Linked DNA regions of Mus musculus: all the other regions are linked to region 2. A link is a loop called in an ENCODE intact Hi-C map of the cell type or tissue named here. Cell type or tissue: left cerebral cortex. All regions are shown on one strand.

Evidence for each region. Hi-C counts contacts between places; a loop is a spot of excess contacts. Peaks named below come from ENCODE experiments on the same cell type or tissue, not always from the same donor. Only the 100,000 strongest peaks of a DNase experiment are listed, where the experiment ranks them.
Region 1: a loop joins it to region 2, with 2.9 times the contacts of the local background. A loop is called at or near these places in 24 of 42 quality-filtered maps.
Region 3: a loop joins it to region 2, with 2.3 times the contacts of the local background. A loop is called at or near these places in 5 of 42 quality-filtered maps.

What each region holds. Positions count from the first base shown.
Region 1 is chr13:23,281,465-23,289,464 of GRCm38, reverse strand. All of the region lies in intron 1 of 4930557F10Rik (RIKEN cDNA 4930557F10 gene), which reads left to right. 4933404K08Rik (RIKEN cDNA 4933404K08 gene) reads right to left here. Exons shown (of 4, transcript NR_046038.1): 4 at 7,198-8,000. Gm40832 (a long non-coding RNA gene) reads left to right here and starts at 2,719. Exons shown (of 2, transcript XR_873169.1): 1 at 2,719-3,663; 2 at 4,674-5,142. n-TVaac4 (a tRNA gene) reads right to left here and starts at 4,064; the gene lies at 3,992-4,064. It also overlaps n-TAagc10. In left cerebral cortex, no CTCF peak of the experiment used is centred here; DNase peaks (open chromatin) are centred at 3,201, 3,372, 3,842, 4,018 and 1 more place; H3K4me3 peaks cover 2,010 bases.
Region 2 is chr13:23,397,276-23,405,275 of GRCm38, reverse strand. It overlaps n-TAagc12 (a tRNA gene), which reads left to right and starts at 4,409; the gene lies at 4,409-4,481. n-TVaac2 (a tRNA gene) reads left to right here and starts at 4,131; the gene lies at 4,131-4,203. In left cerebral cortex, a CTCF peak has its summit at 3,453 (motif pointing right); DNase peaks (open chromatin) are centred at 3,450 and 4,364; H3K4me3 peaks cover 1,423 bases.
Region 3 is chr13:21,851,838-21,859,837 of GRCm38, reverse strand. It overlaps n-TIaat11 (a tRNA gene), which reads left to right and starts at 4,445; the gene lies at 4,445-4,518. It overlaps n-TTagt4 (a tRNA gene), which reads right to left and starts at 3,817; the gene lies at 3,744-3,817. In left cerebral cortex, no CTCF peak of the experiment used is centred here; DNase peaks (open chromatin) are centred at 3,849 and 4,472; H3K4me3 peaks cover 1,228 bases; H3K27ac peaks cover 372 bases.

The DNA.
Region 1 (8,000 bases), 120 kb after region 2:
GGTAAAGGATGGAATATGGGGAGGAACAACTAACAGCAAGCGCATTGCAATAACCACAGGGAAACCTACTACTGTAAAAGTTTCCTAAAGTATATATGAAAGAAATCTACATGGAGTTACCAATAATAAGAAAGACAATGCTATAAGTAGATATCTAATGACAACAAGTAAAATCTCCAGGGCCAGGAATGGACTGCGTCTTGTTGAGACATCCACCTAAGGGGCTCCATGGAAACCATCAAACATCACAGGTTATTCCCAAGGCCATTGGTTACTCCTGGTAATCTGATGGTTAAGAAGATTGCTGAAGAGAACACTTTTGCCATTGAACATGGAGACACCAATGTGGTTTTGAGAAAGCTATGTTTCTCCCCCATACATTATGGTAGAAGGGAAAGCCTCAGTTGATTAACCCAGCTCTCAACATTTCTGAATTTCATTTGCTTTTGAGACACTACAACAATAACAGTCATTGCACAAAGGGGGATTAATAGGATTAATTTGTTAGAGGAATAAATAAGTGAATGAATTCATACCTCTTTTTGTGCCTTAATTGCAGCCAGGCACATTCAGAGTACCAAGCTGAGAAGGGACTTGTCCTGCTTCCTCCATCACATGATAGGGAGTAAGAGCAAACATGTGATTGCGTGTCCAGTATGGCCTAAATCTATCTGGTCAAAACATTGGGAATTGATTTCAATGTGATCACTAACCATCAGTGTTTATGTTTTTGTTTGTTTGTTTCAAATGTGACTTGGAATTCTCTTTAGTCCTTTCTTTTCATCCGCTGTCAGCCTGCTACACAAGCAACTAATTGACCCTGGATGGAAAAGGAGGTCTCCTTGGCCTCTCTGAGATTGGACCTCAGGACCTTGTGATCAGGAGTTTGACAAACCTGCAGCTGTACTGAGACTGCCTCTCTCATCCACAACTTCACATTAGAAATGTTTTAGTCTCTATACACCCTGTATCCACCGGCAGCTTTAAAGAACAAAGCATCTCTTGGATTTTGCACCCTAGCAGCTACTGCTGCATCTGAAGCATTTCACATCCAGAACAATGGCGTCCACACCCCTCTGGGATTCATCTAAGTAAGACCCTCTGAGCTGAGGGAGCAGGTTCAGGTACAACTGCCCCGTGCCCCTCCCTTACCTCATGTTTCACTCCTCTGGCACACTCACTCTTCCCTCGGGAGGCTTTCCTTCCTGCTCTTCTCTGTTTATTGACTGAATGAGTGAATGAGCAAGTAACTAGCCCTTAAGCTCATTCTCTGTCCACACTGTTCTGTTGTTGTATCCTCTGCTTCCATCTGTGTCTGCATGTGATGGCTCTCCTTCGTTGTCAAGTTGATTGTATCTGAAATTAACTAAATCCCCCAAATGGCTAGGAAAACCGGGGAGGCTTTTTCTTAGCTATATTATTTGAAGTGGACTTTTGATCTGGATCTTTGAGTTGCAAAAACACAAGCTTATTTTAGATCTTTTGAGGTGGGAAGATCCACCTTCTGCTCTGGCCTATATAAATGATACAGAAGAAGGGGCTTATGGTCTTTGTCTGCTTGTTCTTGCTTTGCTAGCAGGTCCATTCCTTCAGAATGGTATCAGAGCCTACTTATCAGGGTTCTGACATATACTGAAGACCAGCTGAGACATCCAGCCTTGTGGATTCAACTACTGGATTCTTTGACTGGACCACAACCTGTAAATCCACCTTCTCTCTCTAGAGATTCATTCTATAAGCTCCGTTACTCTAGAAAACCATGACTAAGAAAACTCTGCACAAGTAGAGACATTCCTCTTATAATTCACAAAATATCCTGTGCTTTCCTGTCCCACATACTCTTTACTACTCTAAAAGATTTGTTGAGTTTATTCTGTGGGGTCCAGTTTAATTTTGGCAGTAAAAGGACTTGTACACATCTGCCCTTTCCAGATGCAACAGCGGCTCAGGTAGATTGAGTGTATTTCTCAGGGTCCCAGAGCTGGAAAGTGTCAAGGCCTGAACTGGGAAGCAGAGGTTGAGTATCAAATACTGAGCTCTTCCTCTGCCCCAACTCCCCTGTCTCTGCCTGGTCTGCGCAGTAACTCACTCGTTAACACTCCAGATACCCAATCTCCCAACCTCCACAGCCTTGATTTAGACTGGGCTCCTGGTAATGGTTTCCTGTCCCAGAGCTGGGTTCTATCCCCTGGAACTCTGCCAGGGCATTCCAGACCAGGCTGGTATTTAGGCCCAGGCTGTAGGAGGAAATTCTCCCGCAGAGAAAGAACAACTGAGTATGTTCTTGCCGTTACAGCTTCTGGAGGCAAGTGAGCAAATTGTTGAGACTGAGCTGCGTGTGTTTCAGCACTTCAGCAGGCAGAGAAGCCCGCAAATGAGCCGCGTGTCCCGACACTGCTGCTGTCTTACTTGTATAGGTTGGAAGAGTCTTTACCTGAGGGACAGAGGTGTCGCGGCAAATCTGCCGAGTCTGTCTCTGAATTAGAAGCTGGAGCTTCTCCTTTGCAGGCCAGCAGTTATTCTCCTCACCCTCACCCCGCTGTAGCCTGAGTCCCTAGTCTGCTGTCCGAGGCTTTACTAACTAGGACTAGTCTTCTGCTAGCAAGGCCGCCTGCTGCTTCTTTCTTCCCGAAAGGAACTGTCCCGTCTCAACTCTCTGGAGATTCTGGAGCAGAAGAAAACTAGTCCGGAATCCAGACCGTCTACGGGGACCGCCCAGGATTAAATAGTCCACATACTACAAATCAATTCAAAAGGGTCCAGCTCTAGCCGCTCTGGCAGAGGTGTCATTGATGGGTTCAATGGTTGTATCTTAGAATAGGAATATCAGGTGGGACCTTTCCCAGTTAGAGGCAGGGCTACCTACATATACATGTACTGTCTTCTGAGGCTCGAGTGTGAGGCGAGCGTGATAACCGCTACACTACGGAAACGACAACGGAACCGTTTTCTCTCATTTTACAATCCAAGTCAAACACTATAACTTTGCTAAAGTGTAGTCTCGAAGTTACAGATCCACATTAACTAAGAAAACTTTGAGAAGTGCAACGAAAATAGAGATTTAAAACGATAGAGGAGAAGCGAGAACCTGTCACAGGGAAAGAATAAGAAATGCACCTCGGGCGGAGCGGAGGAGGGAAGAGTTCACGGGAAGAAGCGCGGGAGTAGGGATTCCCGCATTGAGACGCAGCGCTGCATCACAGGGGAATCGCATGCGTGTAAAACACACAGAGGAGGTTGGGAGAGCCTGATTACCTGGAGACACCTCGAGGAGAATGTTGTAGTCGCTGGAGAGCTTTTGAGAGAACCCGGGCAGGAGGTAGAGTTTAGAAATGGAAAATTGAGACTAGTGGGACGGAAGCCACATTTCATTCAGGCCAAGAGGAGGTTGGGCCATGCGATGCTGTTGGCCGTGCAGATCCGTGAGAGCACAAAAACCCTCCAATAACGCGGGCGAGTGAGCAAAGAGATGGACAAGGAAAAGATTCCAGAGAGGCGGGCAGAGAACTTACAAGTACTAAGTGGTTTAAGAAAAGTCTAAACCTGGTTAAACAGAAGAGATTCTGCACCAGTGTCTGTGGAGTGAAGGAATAGAAACGCTCAAAAACAACTGTCAAACACACAAACTAGAGCGTGCACGATGTGGGTGTGAGAAACTGGCAAGTGAGTGTGTGATGAACCTTTTGTTTAGAGTGTGAGAGCAAAGTGTAATTTTCAGTCCTAAATCTAGTTAACATAAAAACTGGAGGATGTGGGCATCGATCCCACTACCTCTCGCATGCTAAGCGAGCGCTCTACCATTTGAGCTAATCCCCCGAGTTACAGTACAGTCTTCTTGGACTTTCATTTATGCCAAGTGCCTCCACTGTTTTGTTTTTCTTCTCCATACAAGTTACCATGTCTTTTAATGCTAAAAACATAGGACGGAGACTACTATCTTCTAACTTCTCAAAAGTGTAGAGAGTGAAACTGAGAGTTCGAAAAAAAGTAATGTTTCCGCCCGGTTTCGAACCGGGGACCTCTCGCGTGTTAGGCGAGCGTGATGACCACTACACTACGGAAACACCCTCAAGAGGGTTTTCTTCCCACTTTCTACACATAGATTCCAAGGTTTCTTAGTAAATGGTTTGATGGCATTCTTTGTATATGTATGTATCACAGGGTAGCTAAGTCAATGTAACTACCGTGGCTGTCCCCCTCCATCCCTAGGACTTGGTGATCCCACTGTTCTCTGCTATTGCCAATCGAATACAAAGATTGCACACTGTAAGCGAAGTCCGGTGGAATTTGTCCCTCTGTGGCTGGTCTACCTCACTTAACACCGTGTCCTCAGCTTCTTCGTGCCAGTGATTGCAAGTGACAAAGCCTTTTTAGAAAGGGCGGAGAAGCTAACATCCCATGTGTGTCTGCTGTGTTTTCATTTGTCCACTGATGAACGGTAGCTTGATTTTGTATCTTGCTTATTAAGAGTTATCCTGCTCTGAATGTGAAGGTGTGAGTCGCCCATAAGATGAGGATTCACTACCATGAACAGAGCAAGTATGAGCCCATGACTTTGGTAATGTTCCCTATTGCTAAATTTCTAAAGGAATTGTCATGCTTGTACTTTTAATGACTGTAATTATTTATATCCCATCAAAATGATGTAAGCATCTTCTTTTCTCACACCTCAGCCACACCAGCTCTCTTCTGTTTTTGAGGATGGATAGCAAACATTTCAACTGTGGTGCTTCTCATTCTGCCTGCTCAGCTGTGTCTCTTCTTCCTGGTTCATTCCTCGGAGCAGCACCCTCGGTGTCTACAGTAATTGACATTACATCAACGTCTGCTTGCAGGAGGGAAGGCCTGAAGCAATGTCAGCATCAGGGAAAAGACTAACTCATGGCCTGGGTTGTGCACAGGCATCTGATCTTATGCTATTCCAAGCTGGGTGTTGAAATGGAAGCGCAGTGGGTGACTACACGATACAGTTGTGTTTTCATTTCTCAAGGAAGGCTCTGACTGTCCTGCTGCTTGGCACACAACTTGCATTTTGACTTTTTACCTTTAGAATTTTCTTTCCATTTTAAGTGGCTGATTATCTTTGGGGTTAGAGTTGGTGCTGGGCAAATGTCAATTAAGAATAAACATATTGACAGCCAAGCAGGGCTGGCTCCAGTCCATAAAGAAGCAGTCCTCAAAAGAATGTCCAGAACAATACTGTGTGTGTGTGTGTGTGGTTGTGTCTCACTAACCTTCGGCACTCTGACAGCCTGTCACTGACTCAAACTTTTGATCAGTTAGATCAGAGGATTGGGACATAAGGTTCCAATACTGAGTTATGAGAGAGGTAGCCTAGGAATCTTTCAGCAACCAATGGCTTAAACAAAGTAGTTTTATTATCACACCCACAAATCTGGAGACAGAAGTGACAGTGGTTACTGCAGCGTCTCCTGATGACATTGGGATTTATGCTCCTCCTGATGACCTGGGCTCCTAACGCTCACACATCAGTTCACAACTGTCAGCATCAGGATGTAAAGCCCACTGTGCACAGACATACATGAGGATAATCACCCATACACAAATTTTTTTTTTGTTAAAGATCATTTTTAAAAATGAGAGCACTCTTCCTTATATTTAACCTGCATTAGGCTGTAACTAATTTCCCGGGATAGCCATCACATAAACTAATCCATAACCCATATTGTTAACTGAGATCCAGTAAGTATGGGTAAATGACCTTAACTGCACATGACTACACACTGCATTACAAGGAGTTAGCTAGCTTTGGCTGTAACTGCACACCACAGCTCTTACATCTAGTAATGAAGTCACAAGGTACTTTCTGAACCTGAAATATCCTAGAAACACAAAGTACAGAGTTCTTAAGCCAGTTGAAGTAGCAGGCTCAATTTGTTCCACAGGACAGGGCAGGAGCCTTAAACACCCAACTTTGGAAATTGGTAGTTTGTCTACAAAATAGCTTCCCAGTCTTATTTTGAAGCATGTTCAATAACATTTCCCTCCTCCTCCTCCTCCTCCTCCTCCTCCCCCCTCCTCCTCCCTCCTCCTCCCTCCTCCTTCTTCCTCTTCTTCTTTTTCCTCTTCCTTCTCCTCATCTTCCTTCTCTTTCTCCTTTCTTTTCCTTATTGTTTTTGAGACAGGGTCTTAACATGTAGCCCTGTCTGTCCTGGAACTATCTATGTAGACCAGGTTGGCCTTGAACTCACAGAGATGTGCCTGACTCCCAAGTACTGAGATTAGAGGTTTGTACAAAGTCCAGTCAACACTTGTTTTTATCAATGTTTCATTATTGGGCTCTAGTCACACAGAACAACCACCACAGACTAGCTGACTTTCACTCTGTTCTTACCATTGTTCCTGTAGAAGAGGCTTGATGTGGACGAGTAGGCTTACAGAGTCCCAGATGAAGATGTAAATCTGACTTTTATTACCTTTGTGACTGTTTGGATCAAGACCTTCCTGATGCTCCTTATCACTGTCACAAGTAGATGACACTCTCCAAACTGGTTGTCAAAGCAAACATCACAGGTAGTGGAGTGCAGAAAGTGTATTACTTAAGATTTTTTATAAAACCTCTCCTCACAGCAACTCACTCAAAGAGTTCGTGAACATTTATTTACCAGACTGAAACACTAAAGTGTCAAAGATAATGTTGGGTCTTCATACTGATAACACCAGGGTAAAAACATCAACAATTACTGTTAAACAGGAGGAGCTACCCCTGAGGAAGGCAGTCCATGTGATAGACCCACGGTGTGGGCTGGACTGAGGAAGGAGAATGGAGATAGGAAAAGTGGTTGGAAAGGCAGGTGGAATGGATCAATGAGGGACTCATACATTACTCAGTCTTTGTTTTCTAGGTGTGGTCTTGCACTTCTTGGTTTTCAAGCTATGTATATGTGTATACATACCCACTTTCTTGTATGGATACCATATGCTAATAAAATGTAAAACATTAAAATGATTATGTTAATGCTAGTTCATCAACATCTTTCTTGCTTATTACGTTAAATGATTTATCTCACAGATGAGAAGAAGGTAACATATAGTATTCACAGCTTGACGGTTTAGAAGATTTGAGTGCAGCAGTACTGCTAGAGGTAGATCCCAGTGTGGGAAATCCATCCAGGCATCCTGACAGTCTGGACAGAAATGACCGACCCAAAGAGGAGCAAAAATCAGGCAGTGGTAGAAGAGATAGGCCTTAATAATTTATTAAAACATGTATACAAAATTTTACATAATTTTTACTGACTTCTCCTCTACCCCCTGATTATATAATATGAAAGGTTGATGAGACTGCTATCCTCTGTACTATCAAGAAATTATCATGACCCCCCACCCTCATCTTAGTTAGGGTTGAGAAGAAAGAAAATTAGACAACATTATAACATGACTACAGCCAGTGCTGAGGCTGAAGCAGGCTTATTTCCCAGTCAGCTTCTATACCATTCTAGGTCCTTGCAGAGAATAGGTTTGGTTCTTAAAGACAAAGTAATTAAATAAAGTAATAAACAAAGAGATCAAACAAGGCAATAAACTAAGCCCCCTGGTCACTGAGTCTAGGGACTTGTCAGGATGACCAAGATAAAAGGAAGGCCACACATTCCTCTCCTAAGTTTACCTTGAGCTTTGTATTAGCCCAAATGTGAATATTCTTATCTGAGCCTACTTCTTTGAGCCCAGTGACAAGTGCTTGACATATTTCTATAAGCAGCACCAAGAGCTCTCCACATATGACCATTCCCAAATTATCCCTTAGAAATGATAACTTTTCTATAATTTGTAAAATAACCATTACCAGACTCCCATACCCAGGGAATTGGGCTGATGACTCTCCACAACTTCTTCTTGCTGAACAGGGGCAATGAAAAAATGTTTTTTAAAAGGGTAGGAGGGGTAGGAAAATTAGAAAATTTGGTTAGATTTAAGAAATCTAGCTTTAGCATCTATTATCTAGTTGCTGTATGCTTAGAAGGCTCAGAGCTTGACTG
Region 2 (8,000 bases):
CTTCTCCTTGTTCTTTATTGTCAATCGGGGGAAGGGGAGAGGGAGTTTTCGGAGGGGAAACCAGGAAAGGGGACAACATTTGAAATGTAAATAAAGTAAAAATGTAATTAAAACAAGAAAAAAGAAAGCATCAGATAAACCTCGAGGTGGCGGGGGGGGGGCGGGGGAGGGGGGGACGGGAGGAGATAATTATCGAGAAAGACAATTCATAGAAAGTTCATTTTATTTCTTGGCTCAAATAGAAAATACTGAGGGAGATTTAGAAGATAAATAACAACATAAATGATAAGACTTAATGAAAAGTAATCGGAGATGTGATTCCCAAAGAATTTATGGAAATTATATAATTTAAATCTCATCTTTTAGCCATTGTAAAACAACAAATAAAATACTTGTCTTCTAGCCACCCCCACAAAAGTTTGTCAATCATGTTGGTTCTCTCAAAGAAGCAATTCATCACATTGATTCTTTGAAATGACATTTTATGTCTGTCTGCTTGTTTCTATTTCATTGATTTCACTATTGAGTTTATTTCTTGCTCTCTGTTGGTTACTCCTTGTAGTCGTTGTTTAGAGATTTTAGAACAACACTTATGTCACCAATGTCCTATTATAGAATCTCTCCTGTCTTTTGATGTAGGCATTTAGTGCTATGAACTTGTTCCTACAACCTCCTTCCTTGTGTCCAATAGGAATGGGTATGTTGTGGTTTCATTTTCATTGAATTTAAAAAGGATTTAGTTTCTTTCTTGATTTCTGTCTTGACCCAGCTTTTATTCGGTAGTGAGTTATTCAGTTTTCATGAGTTTGCATACTTTATGGTGCTGTTGATATCCAGCTTTAATCCATGGTGGTCAGATAAGAGGTAGAACATTATTTCAATGTCTTTGTATCTGTTGAGACTTGCTTTCTGTCCTGGTATGTGGCTAGTTTTGGAGCAAGTCCCATGAGAGGCTGAAAATAAAGTATGCTCTTTAGTGCTTGGTTGGAATGTTCTGTAGATGTCTGCTAGGTCCAATTGACTTATGATGTTATTTAACTGCAGTATTTCTGTGTTTAGTTTTTGTCTGGGTGACCTGTCTATTAAGGAAAGTAGGGTAGAAGCCACCCACTATCACTGTGGGTTATAAATATGTGATTTTAGCTGTACTAGTTTTTTTTTTTTTTAAGTGAACTTGGGTGCCCTAGTGTTTAGTGCAAAATTGTTTACAATTGCAATATTTTCTTAGTGGATTTTCCCTTTAAAGAGTGTGTAGTATCCTTCCCTATCTCTTTGGGTCAGTTTTGATTAGACGTCTATTTTGAAATTGAACTGATATCGAAATAACTGTACCTGCTTACTTCTTGGGATCAGTTGCTTGGAATACTGTTTTTCATCCTGTTCCCATGAGATACTGTCTACACCTTGGTGAGGAGGTTTAGTGCTTACATTCAGTAGAAAGATGGATTCTGTTTTATAATCTGTTAGTCTGTTATCAACGATTTCTGCTATCTGTTGTGTGTGTGGGGGGTGATCTGAGATTTTTTTTTTCCCTGAGTCTTTTTGGATGTGGCTAATCTCATCAGGGTGAAGTTTTCCTTCTAATGTTTTCTGCAGAGCTGGATTGGTAGATAAAAATTATTTAAATTTGGTTTTGTTATGAGATGTTTTTCTTTCCTTGTTGGTTGCAATTGACAGTTTTCATGGATATTGTCTCTCTGAGTTTGTAGATATCTGTCCAGGCCCTGCTGACTTTCAGAGTGGCCATTGACATGTCAGGTGTTATACTAATTTGCACATCTTTTTAACATTGATCTTTCTCCCTTGCAATTTTTAATATTGTTTCTCCATTCTATTTATTTAAAGTTTTGAATATTATGTGTTCTGGGAAGTTTCTTTTCTGGTCCTGTCTATTTGGTGGTCTATAAGTTTCTTCTACTTGGACAAGTACCTCCTTCTTTAGTTTTGGAAATTTTTCTTATATGATTTTTTAAAAATTATTTTCTGTGCCTTTAGTCAGATTTTCTGGATGCTTTGTAATTGGATTAAAAAACTATTTAACATTTTCTTTGACTGAACTATTCATTTATTCTACCTTGTCTTCAAATTCTCTCTTGATTATCTTGTAATCTGTTGATGAGGCTTACCTCAGAGGTTGCTGTTTGACATCCTAAGTTTTTTATTTCCAGGTTGAGTCCAGTTTAGGTTTTTCTTAGTGATTCTATTTCTATTTTCCTGTCTTGAAATGTTTTCCTCATTTTATTGTCTTAGGGTTTCTATTCTGTGAAGAGATACTGTAGTTATGGCAACTCTTAAAAAGGAAATAATTTAGTTGTGGCTGGGTTACAGTTCACAGCAAAAAGAGAGAGTGAGCCACTGGACCTGGCTTAAGCTTCTGAAACCACAAAGCCCCTTCAGTGACACAGTTTCTCCAATAAGGCCACACCTACTCCAATAAGGACACACCTACTCCAATAAGGCCACACCTACTCCAACAGGGACACACGTCCTAATCCTTTCAAACAGTGCCGCTCCTTATGAGATTATAGAGGGCACTTCCATTCAAACTACCACATTCATCCAACTGTTTGTGTTTTTACACTTCAGTTAAGCATTTTTCTTATCTTTTTAAAGGTTAAGGTCCTTAAACACATTCATGATTACTATTTTAAAGCCCTTGTCTTATGCTTTTTGTATATATTGCATTTCTCAAGGCCTGTTTCAATAGGGTTACTGGCTTCTCGGGAAGGCATATTGTCTTGCCTGTCCATGTGGCAGAGAAGTTATGATACTTGAGGTGTTTCTTGGTGAAGTTATCTGTTCCTGTCTTTATTGGGTGCGTGTCCTGTTCTTTGGTTGCCGTCGCCCACTCTGGGCCCTTGGCAAGTGAGGTGGCCGTGGGGTTCCTGGTAGAGAGGGGTCCTGTAGCTTGCTGGGTGACACAAAGGAAAGAGAAAAGAATCAGAGGGGCAGTGGGAAAGAGCTAGTGGGCCCGGGTTTGCACCGGTTCCCACAGGGTAGAGGTGGGGTGGGAGGAGGGGCTCCCGCAGGCAGGCTGCTACAGGACTAAGAGAGTAGGTCTGAATGATGAGAGATCAGAATGGAGGGCAGGAAGGAGTGAAAATTGCCTAACATGTCCCAACTCAGTGTGCTTGCTGAAGGTTCACGGTAGAAAGCTTTTCTGATCGATAGTTGACACAGGAGTAGAGACGCGCTGTGAGGAAAGGCTCAGAGGGGCTGTGGCAAAGAGCTAAGGGACCCTAGATCTCCACCAGGAGGCCCCAGGGATGTAGGTGGGGTAAGGGAGGAGGGGCTCCTGAGTCTCAGCCCAGTGTGGTCACTGGGACTCCCTGGTATAAAGGGTTTCTGTGTGTCATTGGTTGACACAAAGACAGGAAAAGCCGAGCGGATCCACAGGAAAACGCTAATAATTCTTACGTGAATGGGTATTTACATGCAGTGTCCGGAAGACGCCAGAAGAGGGCAGTAGATGCCCTAGTAGTGGAGCTGAACACGCTTATGAGCTCTCCCGTGGTGCTAGAATTCAAAGTCAGGTCCTCTGAAAGAGCAGCTAGTTCTCTAGCATGACAATTTCTTTAGAAATTGAAAATAGAGCCACAGAGGCTGCCCTCCACTGGGCATGAGGCCACAGTAGTGGAATCAAAGTGTTCCGAACATTCATGAAAACGGAGCTGTGTCTTCTGAAACAGTCACACGTTTGTATTTATAGCAGGATTGTTCCAAAATCAAGCTGCTGTTCATCAATGGACAGATGAAAACACAGCAGACACACATGGAACGTTAGCTACTCTGCCCTTTCTAGAAAGGTTCTGTCACTTTGTTCCAATGACTGGAACGAAGAAGCTGAGGACATGGTGTTAAGTGAGGTAGACCAGCCACAGAGGGACAAATTCCACAGGACTTCACTTACAAGTCCTGTGCAATCTGAGTGTTCACTTGGCACTAGAGGGGTAGAGTGGGGTTACTAAGGGTTAGGGATGGAGAGCTACCTTAGTTACTTTGATTTAGCTACTCTGCGATGCGTACATATGCAAAAAAAAAACAAAAACAAAACAAACAAACAAAAAACCATTTGCTAATCACGTTTTGAATGCATGTGTAGAAAATAGAAAAGTATATAATCTTGGGGTGTTTCCGTAGTGTAGTGGTCATCACGCTCGCCTAACACGCGAGAGGTCCCCGGTTCGAAACCGGGCGGGAACATTTTTTTTTTTTTTTTTGGTTTTTCTTACTTTCTCGTGGTTTCAGACCTTGAGCTCATTCCCTACAACTAGGAGACATGAATTTCGGCTGTGGTTGTAGCTTTTACCATCGTGTGCTCTTGGATCCTAACTATATCAAATAAATTGTTTGAATGACAGAAATTACTAGCCATAAAAGAAAGTACAAGAAGCCATCTACTATGGAGGGGGGATTAGCTCAAATGGTAGAGCGCTCGCTTAGCATGCGAGAGGTAGTGGGATCGATGCCCACATCCTCCACAGCTTTTGAACTTCTGGTCATTCTTACTAAGTTTTCTTTTGGCTCCTATGGAAGAAACGTCTGTTTTAGACTAAGTTGTTACTCTTTGCTGTCATGCTAAAAGTATAAGCTTTGGGTTTCCATTCAGCTTTCAGTGTTCTGATCGTCTAACAAATGTTTGTAAGCATTTACAAAGTTGAGTAAGAGCTTTTTCTGTGCAGGTGTAGACCTTCACCCTTAAACCTCCACATTGTGCCTGCTGTAACTTCTGTGGAACCTTCCTTGTCCATCATTTGCCAACTCTACTACTTGGGTAGGAGGTTGTTCTGAGCCCCACAGGAAGGGTGCTTCCCAAAGCCCTGCACTGCCACCACCAACATCATGTTCACAAACCTCTCCTGGGCCTGAGTGGATCGTGGCCCCCTTCTTACTAGACTCAGTTTCCCATTTCTAAGCTCTGTGTAAAAACCGAGAATCACTTTGCTGTGACTGTTTAAGGCACCTGCCCGGGTTCTCTCAAAAGCTCTCCAATGTCTACAGCATTCTCTTCCAGGTGGTTTCGAGTGCCTGTGTTCTACCCTCCTTCCTTTCCTTTTTGTTTTTACCTTCCTAAGGCAGTGTGGTATGCCCTACACTCTGTCCTGACTCCTGCCAGAGGCTCTAACTGAAAATGCTCCCTCGTGACATTCCTAGACAGGTTGGAAAACAACCATTGAACCCACCAAGGACGCTTCCACCTCGTCTTTTGAAACATCATGAGTGGACCCTCTCGAGTCGAGGATGTCTTGAGTGGACATTCTAACGCGGGGCATTCCCCTTGGAATATCCAGTACCCGGATTAGCATTCTTCTGTTGTGGAATCTGAAATGAGATGGTGGACAGTAGTTCCCTGCTGGAAAATGAAGCCGCGGGTGTACTTGCCTGGCTCTACTGCAGCCTGGGTTCACATGCCTTTCTGGTCTGGAACTGTCCTGGCAGTGACCCACAATGATAGAGCCCAGCTCTTGGGGCAGGAAACCATTAGCAGGAGCCCAGTCTAAATCAAGGCTGTGGAGGTTGGGAGATTGGGTATCTGGAGTGTTAACGAGTGAGTTACTGTGCAGACCAGGCAGAGACAGGGGAGTTGGGGCAGAGGAAGAGCTCAGTATTTGATACTCAACCTCTGCTTCCCAGTTCAGGCCTTGACACTTTCCAGCTCTGAGACCCTGAGAAAAACACTCAATCTACCTGAGCCTCTGTTGCATGTGGAAAGGGCAGATGTGTACAAGTCCTTTTACTGCCAAAACTCAACTGAACTACATGGAATAAACTCAACAAATCGTTCCTGAGAACCTTAGTTTGTGGAATGATTACAAGGGGAATGTCTCTAGTCATGTAGACTCAGACGCAAGCAGAGGATACAGAGTATCCAGCAGAATGCTGTGGCCAGAGACTGAGCTTCAGGACCATTTTCTAGTTCATTCACTCATTCAGTAAGTGAATGAAGAACCTTTCCTTGCTACTTTTCTTCCTTGGAGAGCAGAGAGGTAAGCCTCCCGAGGGAAGAGTGAGTGTGCCAGAGAAGTGAAACATGAGGTAAGGGAGGGGCACGGGGCAGTTGTACGTGAACCTGGTCCCTCAGCTCGGAGGGTCTTACTTAGATGAATCCCAGAGGGGTGTGGACACCATCGTTCTGGATGTGAAATGCAGATGTTTTTACCTTACCTTCAGATGCAGCAGTAGCTGCTAGGGTGCAAAATCCAAGAGATGCTTTGTTCTTTAAAGCTGCCGGTGGATACAGGGTGCTTGGATACTAAGACTCAACATTTCTAATTTGAAGTTGCTGGTAGGAAGGGCTATTTCTGTGCAGCTGCTGGTGGGTCAAACTCCTGACCTTGTCTTGAGGTCCAACCTCAGAGAGGGCAAGGAGACCTCCTTTTCCCACCAGGGTTGATTAGTTGTTTGTGTAGCAGGCTGACAGTGGGTGATGGGTGATAAGAATTGGGGACACACACACACACACACACACACACACACACACACACACATCTGCTCTTACTATCATGTGCTGGAGGAAGCAGGGCAGACACCTTCTCAGCATGGTGCACTGAAGGTGCCTGGCTGTGGTTAAGGCACAAAACCAAATGTGAAGTCATCCTGTCTTTACTCAGCTAACAACTGAAGCCTGAACTGCATCGTGCAATTGCTGCTCTGCTTGCAATGTTTCAAGATTAAACAATTTCAGAGACATTGATGGACACTTAAAAACAAAACAAAAACAGTAACAAAAACTGAGAGACTGTGATTACATGTCAGAAAAAGGGACACAGCAGAGCCAAGGATAGGCAAAGGCAGACCCTACAGAGGGCCCTCCAGAACCACCACCCCCCCTTACATAATGTCACATTAGGGAGAAACAGATTCCTATTACTCTCCTCCTAGGTTCCCAGGATCAGGAGGCCAAGGGAAGCCAGTAGAGGAGACCTGAGCGTTGAGATTAGAATCAGCAGTGAACTGGACAATGTTCTGTGCAACCTCAACTTTTCCCTGTTGTAGAAGAAAGCTGTGACTATTTTTATTTTCTGTCTCCTGAAAAGCTAAGATTTCATTAACTGTACTCTTAGAAACATCCCTTAAAACTTGTTCTGTCCATTCAACTTCTGACTTTGGCTCACTGTGTTATTCATCTCAGATGAGTGCAAGGGAAATTCCCATGTCTTAAGACACCCCACTCCCATTGCTTTTGAATCCAACCTTTCAGAATTCCACCGCCTTTGTACTTCTTGGCTGTACTCTTCATCCTGATTTTGGGGCATCACAACCACTGCTCAGAGAGGACAAAGCATGCCTCTCGCAGATTTGTGTGCCTTTTGGGAGCACAATACACACTGTTTTGCCTGCACACTTCTCAAATTCACTGTATAGACTTTTAAAAGTACCCAAGTAATAGGCTGTGGCTTAGAGGCACAGTGCTTGCCTATGTATAAAGCCCTAATTCAATCCATAGCACTTTAAAGAACTAACAAAAGTTCGGAGAACTATCTGAAACATCTGACTTAACATTACTTCGCCTTCTATAATGTAACGGAGAAGCTCACTAAATGGATCGTTGTAAACTCCAAAACACAGACCTCTGCTAGGCTCCCTGGGAATGCTGGGAGGCACAAAACTCAGGTTCAGAAAACTGTTCGGAAAGATCTCGGCTGGAAGATCCTTTGGACCCCACTAAGCAGCTGGACATTGATGAAGGACTTGGGGTTCTGAACCCGACATTCCCCCGTTCAGTGTCTCTAGATTAACAGAAGGCAGAAAACAGAAATGAAGGCACAGGCAGAGGCCAGGACTGGGTTTTCCTGGTAGCATTACCCAGCCTTCTAATGCACACAGCTTTGCAGGAAGTCTGTGTAAAGTGAGTGTGACTGGAGAGGAGGCACACTGTGGAAACGTGGCATGGAGAAAGACCCAGGTACTCACTGCTATTTCCCACTGCTTCCAGATTGATTCCTTGTGGTTCTCTACGAACTATGAAGTGTGCTTTCAGGACACTAAACCACAAAATA
Region 3 (8,000 bases), 1.5 Mb after region 2:
GATTCTTACTGGAGGCTGCAGAAGGCAGCCTTAAGGTCAAGTGGATCAGTGGCAGACTGCAGAAGCAGAATCTTCCCCCCAGTAGAGATAGCAAATGGCTTAAATGGTCCTAGGCTTAGTTTTTGAATGGGATATGAAAAATGAACTCCTCAAAAATACAATCATATGAATAACCACATCAAATGTAAATGGAGCAGAGGATTCAAACCCAGAGATTGTTGAACTGGATTATAAAATAAAGCAGAAAGAAGGAGCCAATTATAGTTTGCTTCAGAAAGCACCCTAAGAGCCCAGATGTGGTGGTGTGGTTGGGGCCGGTAAGACCCATAGAATAGAAAAACAGAAACAGCTGCACAGTCTGGCACTGTCCTTGAGCATACAGCTCTCACACCTCCCTCCCTCCTTAATAAGCCTTTCAGAGACCTTGAAGGAGGGACAAAGAGTCTGCTGCATGGTTTAGTCCCTGACAAAATGCTTATGTGAGATGTTCCTACATGCTCCAAGCAGCCCTCCTTTCCTCCACATCCATGCCATCTTTAGAATCCTACTTTAAGGTTTTAAAACAACTAAAAGCTTACCATATTCAGCAGACAAAGAAGCAGAAGCCACATAAAAAGCACCATTTTGCTGTACTCACTGTAAGTTTTCTTTACAAACCATACTTCACCTGACCCTGTGCATGCACATTAAAGCCGTTTTAACGTTCTGTCTTTAGAGTTCTGTCTCTTTGATCAGAATCCCACAATAGTATGTCCATCTCAAATCCCAGTACCTGGCAGACAGAGACAGGAAGAGTACTGCGAGTTCCAGGCAAGCCTAGGCTACAGAATCAGACCCTGTCTCCAAAGAGACATAGAAAAAGAAAGGAAGAAGGAAGTGAGGAGGGACAGACAGACAGAAAGACACAGAGTTACTGTGGAAGCTGAGAGAAGCAGGCCTGGTGGTGCCTGTAATCCCAGCTTCCTAGAGGCTAAGGTAGGAGATTGTAACAAATGCAAAGTCACCCTGGGCTATGAGGTGAGCTCCAGGCCAGCTTGGGATCCAGAAAGAAAGAACAAAGACTTGGAAATTTATTATTTGATTTTTGAGACAAAGTTTCAGTGTGTAGCCCAGGCTGACTAAGAATTAACCACAATCCTCCTTATTACTGGGGTTACAAGTGATCACCAACCACATGCCTGAATTAGACCACTGATCTCAAAAGCAGGGGGAGTAAGTAGAGGTTGGTGTAGACTGTGGCAAAGGAGAGATCCTGGGGACTCAGACAGAGACAGATAAAGAGCAGAGGGAATAGACATTTCACACGTGGTGCTGCTGAAACCAACAGGACTTTTAATAATTTGAAGGGTGTTAATAGGTGAGAGAAGTTGGATCTTACCACAGGCTTTAAGGAGGATTGTTGGTTGGGGAGTGTCCTAGTTACTGTTCTATTGCTGTGAAGAGATACCATGACCAAGGCAGCTTAGAGAAGAAAGCAATTAACTGCGGGCTTCCTTACAGTTTCAGAAGGAAAGCCCATGACTATCATGGAAGGAACCATGGCAGCAGGTAGCAAGACTTGGTGCTGAGGCAGTGGATAAGAGCTTACAGAGAGAGTGAGACTGGGCCTGACTTGGGCTTTTGAAACCTGCAAGCCCACTTCCAGTGACACACCTCCTTCAGTAAGGCCACATTTTCCTAATACTTCCTAAACAGTTCACCAACTGGGAACCAAACATTCAAATATATGAGTTTATGGGAGCAGTTCTCATTAAAACAAATACAGTGAGTTTAGCTTGTGACATACATGTCTGGGACTTGGTTGGAACTCCATCTCTAGTGTCTCAGGAACCACTGACTCCAAACACCCCACAGTGGAATGTTGTCATAATTAGAAAGTATGCTTGAGTGGTTTCTGTGTGATCATGATTAAGGTGTGGCACCAGGCAGTTTAAAATTTAGTTGTCTGTGTTTGATGGCCAAAGATCCTGAGCTTATGTGGAACTGTAGACTTCAGCCTCTGTGTTAGACATTAAAGGAAACACTACAGCAGACCACACGGACAGTGGACTGTGGCGAGTCTGGAGCATACCAGTGTTTGGAAGCCATTTTCTGCAATGTGGTTGTTTTCTTCTTCATCTCATTCCTAAAGTCCCTGCTTGGACTCCAGGTCAGAAGAGCTGGCCCTCAGCTTTTCCCTAACATTCTCTACCACTGTACTTCTTTTTAAATTTCTGTGTGGACTTCAAAACTCACCAGTTAAGTGAGTGTCCAATATTGACAATTAATCCTGGGCAGAATAAAGAAAGAAACAGACAGCTGGTGCAAGGCAGCTCTGGGCCTTCAGTGTCCTGTACTGGGGAGGCAGATGCCTCCGAGTATCAGGAGTTCAGGGCAGTCTCAGCTACTTAATAAATCTGAAACCAGCCTGGGTTACAAGAAAAAACACTTCTCAAAACAACAGACAAAAGAATCCCTGGAAGGCAGACCTTTCTGTTTGTAAATGATGCTTTGTCCTTCAGTACGGAGGGGCTGGATGAGAGTAAACAATACAGTAGGTCTGGAGTTGATCCTGGACCACAGACAGATGTTTGATCGAACAAAATCTGAGATCAGTCCTGGGCTACAGAAGCTAGCCTCAGCTATAGTGCAAGACAATGTCTCAGAAAGAAAAGAGAAGAGAAGATAGGAGGGGAGGGGAGGGGAGAAAACAGGCAGTGAGCCATTTGTTGATCCTTTGGCACAGATACATCTGTGAATGTCTGAACTGTGATAAATTATATATATTTGTCATATTTTTCTTTTACATGTTCAGTGCTTTCTGAGCTACATATCATTCTGTAATATTCATTTTCATTGTAAGGGTAATTGTTATTATCTTATTTACTTTAATTTTGTAGTAATGGCAATCTAACGCAGGGCCAGGTACGCCCTCTGTCATTGAAGCAGGTCCTCAGCCTAAGTGGTCCTTTACACGGTCAGTCTTCCAGCACACACTGCATAAGCTTGAATGCTCCAGGGTGGGGAGAAAGCTTCATAAAATCCAATTCTCTGTAGAATTCGGTGAGCCTTATTGAAGAAGGGAGATTGGATTTTTATAGAGTCTAGCATAATCAGAAAATACATCTTAGAACCTCAGAAGTAGGAAAAGGAATTGAAAATAAAACATGAATGTCTGAATGTTTTGGAGTTTGATGCTTTTTGCAGTTATTCTGTGCAAAATCTACAAGAAAAGACTCAAAGACATCAAGTTTTAAGATGACTTTTTTTTTTTCAATTACCTGTAGTCAGTTTGTTAGTTTTGTTACTTACAGCCTTTTAAAAATTAGTACCTCAAAAATAAAATAAAACATTAGTACCTCGCTATACATCAGAGTCATTTAGTCAATGCCTCATCCCAAACTCAAGCATTGCAAGTGTGCACTATCATTACTGATAAGTTTAAAGTTCATAAATTATTATCACTTCTTCTCGGTGTGTAGTACAAAGGAGCACACCTCAGCTAGTCTAGACTCTGCATCTCTAATCTCATGATCGCAAAACCAAAGCTCTGTAGTGTCTCAGGAATTATTGGAAAGTTTTTCTCTAATTATATCATTTTTCCATGTACATATTCCAACACAAGGCTGTTCGGTTTCTCAGCAAAGTTTAATAGGCGGGATGTGTTCCAACTCATAAGATGTGAAGGAAAACGCTCCAGTTCAATTAGTGTGAATATCAAGTGAGACTAATAAGAACAAGGCAAAAAAAAAGAAAAGAAGAAAAGGCCCCGCTGGGATTTGAACCCAGGATCTCCTGTTTACTAGACAGGCGCTTTAACCAGCTAAGCCACGGAGCCAGAACTGGAGAAGGGTGTAGTTATATGTTATTTGAATACGATAAAACACGTTTGTAAGGGTCAGCAATTCTGGAAATTAGCTTAGATATTAAAAAGATCAGAAATACTAATCACAACCAAAGAACTTTCTCTTAAAATGGCTGCATATCGTAGCTGGATTGAAGGAGCGACCTTCCGTTGGCAAAGGCCTTTTGCGGAAGCCAGAGGAAAGAATCTTGTCTCATCCATCGCAGCGTCAAAGCCGCACCTGCGGCTGTGTAGTTCCAAGTGAGAGCCGCATCTTTGGAAGTCTCAAGCGGAGCAAAGAAAGCCCTTTCTTAGGCGCGGTTCATCTGGTTTAAGGAAAAACAAAACAAAAACTCAAAAAAAATTTGAATGATACAGCACTTCTTGAGGCTGAATCCCAAACAAGATAAGTCAGTGCGATTACTTACTTCAAAAATTAAAGGTCAAAGAAGAGAGAAAGAATGGAAGGGAGGGAGGGAGGGAGGGGGGGAGGGAGGGAGGGAGGAGGGAGGAAGCAAAGAAGAGAAAAAGCAAGCAAATAAGCAAGCCAGCCAGCCAGCTAGCCAGCCAGCCTGTCTGAGATCTTTTATAAGAAGTAAGGAAAGCCAACGCTGGCGACCTGGCCGGTTAGCTCAGTTGGTTAGAGCGTGGTGCTAATAACGCCAAGGTCGCGGGTTCGATCCCCGTACGGGCCAGTAAACTGCTTAGATTTTACAACTGGAAATGTAGGACTCTGTCCTCTACAGTTCTATTCTCTCTATAAACACAGTTCATCCCACCAAACCTTATTAAGATACCGGAACTTGAATGAAGTGAAGTTGTTCACTCACCACTTTTGTCAAATATCATTATAAAGCCTTTCAGATCACTTTGTCTGTCTTTCTCTAGCTGGAATTTCCACATCACTCATTGCCTATTTGTACTCATTACTGGCACCTGGCTTTTCTTCACTTCCACTAGACCTGGACATGGTATGTTTGTTCCGTTATTGTTCTAGAATGCTCTCCTATCTGATAGCTCCAAACCTTGAGCATCACCAGTAAGCATCATCCCTTTTCCTTATTTTTGCTTTCATCTTCATATCAGCGAGAGTAATAATTTATTCCTTGAGAATTGAAGCTCTGGGCAATTCTCATGTTTTAACTGTTAGATCTTAAGTGCTGGCATATAATAGATAGAGTCCATATGTTTTTTGCTGTATGAAGGACAATAGGCACATATGCAGGCAAAACACCCATAAAAATAAAAATAAAATAAAATAAAATAAAAAAGGTTGAAATCCTCAGTATATTTTATCCCTGTAGGAAGTAAAAACATTCAGCGAAGAAATGTAAATACATCTACGAAGTAATGCATGGTTGCATTGGAATCATATCTAAAACCAAGCTGCCAGTCATGGTCATTTGTATTCACACAGCAGGGAAACAGTTTGACAGTGGGCTGGGTAAGTTTGCAACCTTGTACTGGTTAGTTTTTGTCAACTTGACACTAACTGTAATCACTTTATAAAAAGGAACCTCGGTTAAGGAATTGCCTCCATTAGATTGGTCTGTAGGTGCAGCAGATTGATTTATGATTAATGTAGGAGGGCCATGCTCACTGTGGGCAATGCCTTCTTGGACAGGTGGCTCTAGGCTGTATAAGAAAGCTGGCGGAGTACAAAGAATTGAAGCAAGCCAGAAAGCAGCATGCCTCTATGGTCTTTGCTCTAGGTCCTGGCAGGTTCCTATTTTGAATTCCGGAGCCATCTTTCCTCAAGTATGATCTATATATAATCTGTAAGGTGAGAACAAGCCCTTTTCTCCTTCAAGTTGTTTTTGTTCATGGTGTTTTATCACAGCAACAAAAGCAAACTTGAGTCTCAGGGTTAAATTTCCCTAGGATGGAGGATTAGCAGATAAACCTGTGTATTAGTCAGGGGTTTCTAGAGTCACAGAATGTTAGGAATTGGTCCTAATGCTTTGTCTTCCAAAGAGCCGAGCTTCCAGACCTGAGGGTACCTGCCCCCAGCTGGCTTTGATTGGTAATAAAGAATTGCTGTACAGCCATTGACTGGGCAGGGAGGAGGGCAAGAGACAGGGGCAGAGGGAGGGAAGAGGAATCACCATGACTGGGAGGAAGAAGGATCAGATTTAAGAGCTTCAGGAGAGAAAGCATCCATCAATGCAGGTGGAAAGGGAATGTGGCCCTGTGTGTGTGTAATCCCCAGAAGGTAACAGGGCAGCAGAGATGAACTATAGAGTTTAGAAGGTGTAATGTCAGGAATACTGGAGGGAAATGTATGCTAGCAGTGGAGAGGATTAGAATTGTTCAGCCATTGAGCTAGTCAAGGCATATCAAATTAGCTGGAATTTGTGTATCTCATTCGTGAATCCAGAGGACTCGAATGATTGGCTGGAAATGAGACCAGGAGCCTAAAGCAGATTAACTCATTTACTGCTACAACAGAATTTATGGAATGTCTCTATATATTAAAGGAAATTATTGAAATGACTTACAATCTAGAGTCCAACTAACCCAACAATGGGCAACTGTGAATAGGAAGTCCAATAAATCTAGTCCCAGGAGGCTAGATATTTCAGCTGGTTTTCTGTATAAGCTGGAATCCGGAAGAAGTCGGTTCCAACAGATGTGCTAGCAAGTAACTGCAAGCAGGCAAAGAAGCATGAACCTGGACCTAAACTGTTCTTGGAATTTGCTTTGTCCCAGGCTAGCCTTGAACTCAGAGATCTGCTAACTTCTGTCTCATGGGATTAAAGGTGTGTACCACCTCTATGCCTCAAGATCTGGATCACAGCTGTGCCCTCCATTTCTGGAGTGTAGTTCCTTCTAGACATAGTAAAGTTTACAATTGGGAATAACAATCACAGGTTGTAATGCCAGCTTTTAAGATAGAGATAGAATGGCCTTCAGTCTCAGAATTGACATGTGCTACAATGTTGTCTGTCTTTTTTTCTTTTTAATCCTCACTCCAGTGCTGGAGAACCTGTTGACTGACAGCAGGCTTGGTCAGTTCAGCCACTGTTTGTTGAGTGCCCTCTAAGTTTCTTACCGGTGCTCTGCTGGTCTGACATGGAGAGGATTCCAGGAATCCCTGCACAGTCCAGAGACAGAGGCAGAAGAAGGCACTCAAATCAATGGCTGAACCAGACTTGCAGAGAAACAGGTTGTCACTCTAAGTCAGGTCATGGAAAGAAACTGCAGTGATGTGTTTTGAGGAAGAAGAAACCAAAAGAACTGGAGATCCCCTATAGATGACAGCTCTGCCAATAATGAGTCGTTGACAGAACTATAAGAAAAAAAAAATGCCAGTTAGGGCTGTGGTTGTTTTGTTCACAGTTGCAACAGGCAACTAATAGAGTAAGTGCCACACAACAGCAAGATCACAATCCATCCTCAAAATACTGCCTAGGTCCTGGCAGGGATGGATCTGTGAGGGGCCACTGGTCATCTTTTCCTGGGTCTACACACAGCAGTCGGCATCCACAGTGGGGCAGGTTCAGACTGCCCTTACAGGGAGACTTAGGAAGAATTCTTCCTGGTGTGGAAGCCATTTCAGAGGCTTCTGAGCCAGCATCACACAATGCAAGAGGAAGCCTGGCTAGTGACCAAGACCGGAAAATTGCCTTGCTATAAATAGCACTGTGATAAACTGTCTTGTATGACAACATGTTTCTAAAGGTGGCTTCTAGACCTGTGTGTGTCCCTGAAACACTTCCAGGGAGTCCACAGGGAAAAAGATTGAAAACATCAAAATACTGTCAAACCCACAGTGGAGGTTTTTTTCTTCTTAAAAAACAAAAACAACAAACAAACAAACAAACAAAAAACCCCAAAAAAACCCACTTCATTATTAGAAAAAAGTTGCAAATGAAAAAAAAAATCAACACATCAAAATTAGCCATACCCAAAGACTAACTCAATAGGTTTTCTACATACAGTAGCCATTCAGATGAAAGCTGTAGAACTTCATATTGGATTTTATATTAGCAAATAAGTTGTTATGCATTTATCTATCACCCCATTTGTGCCTATTACTTGCATCCAGTCCTTCCTCATTCCTCAATGTTTAGCCTCCCTTAGTCTGTTTTCTGTACAATACACATTTGCTTACATATATTATGGGCTAGATTCCACATGTGAAGGAGAACACGCAGTTCTGTTCTTTCTAAGGGTG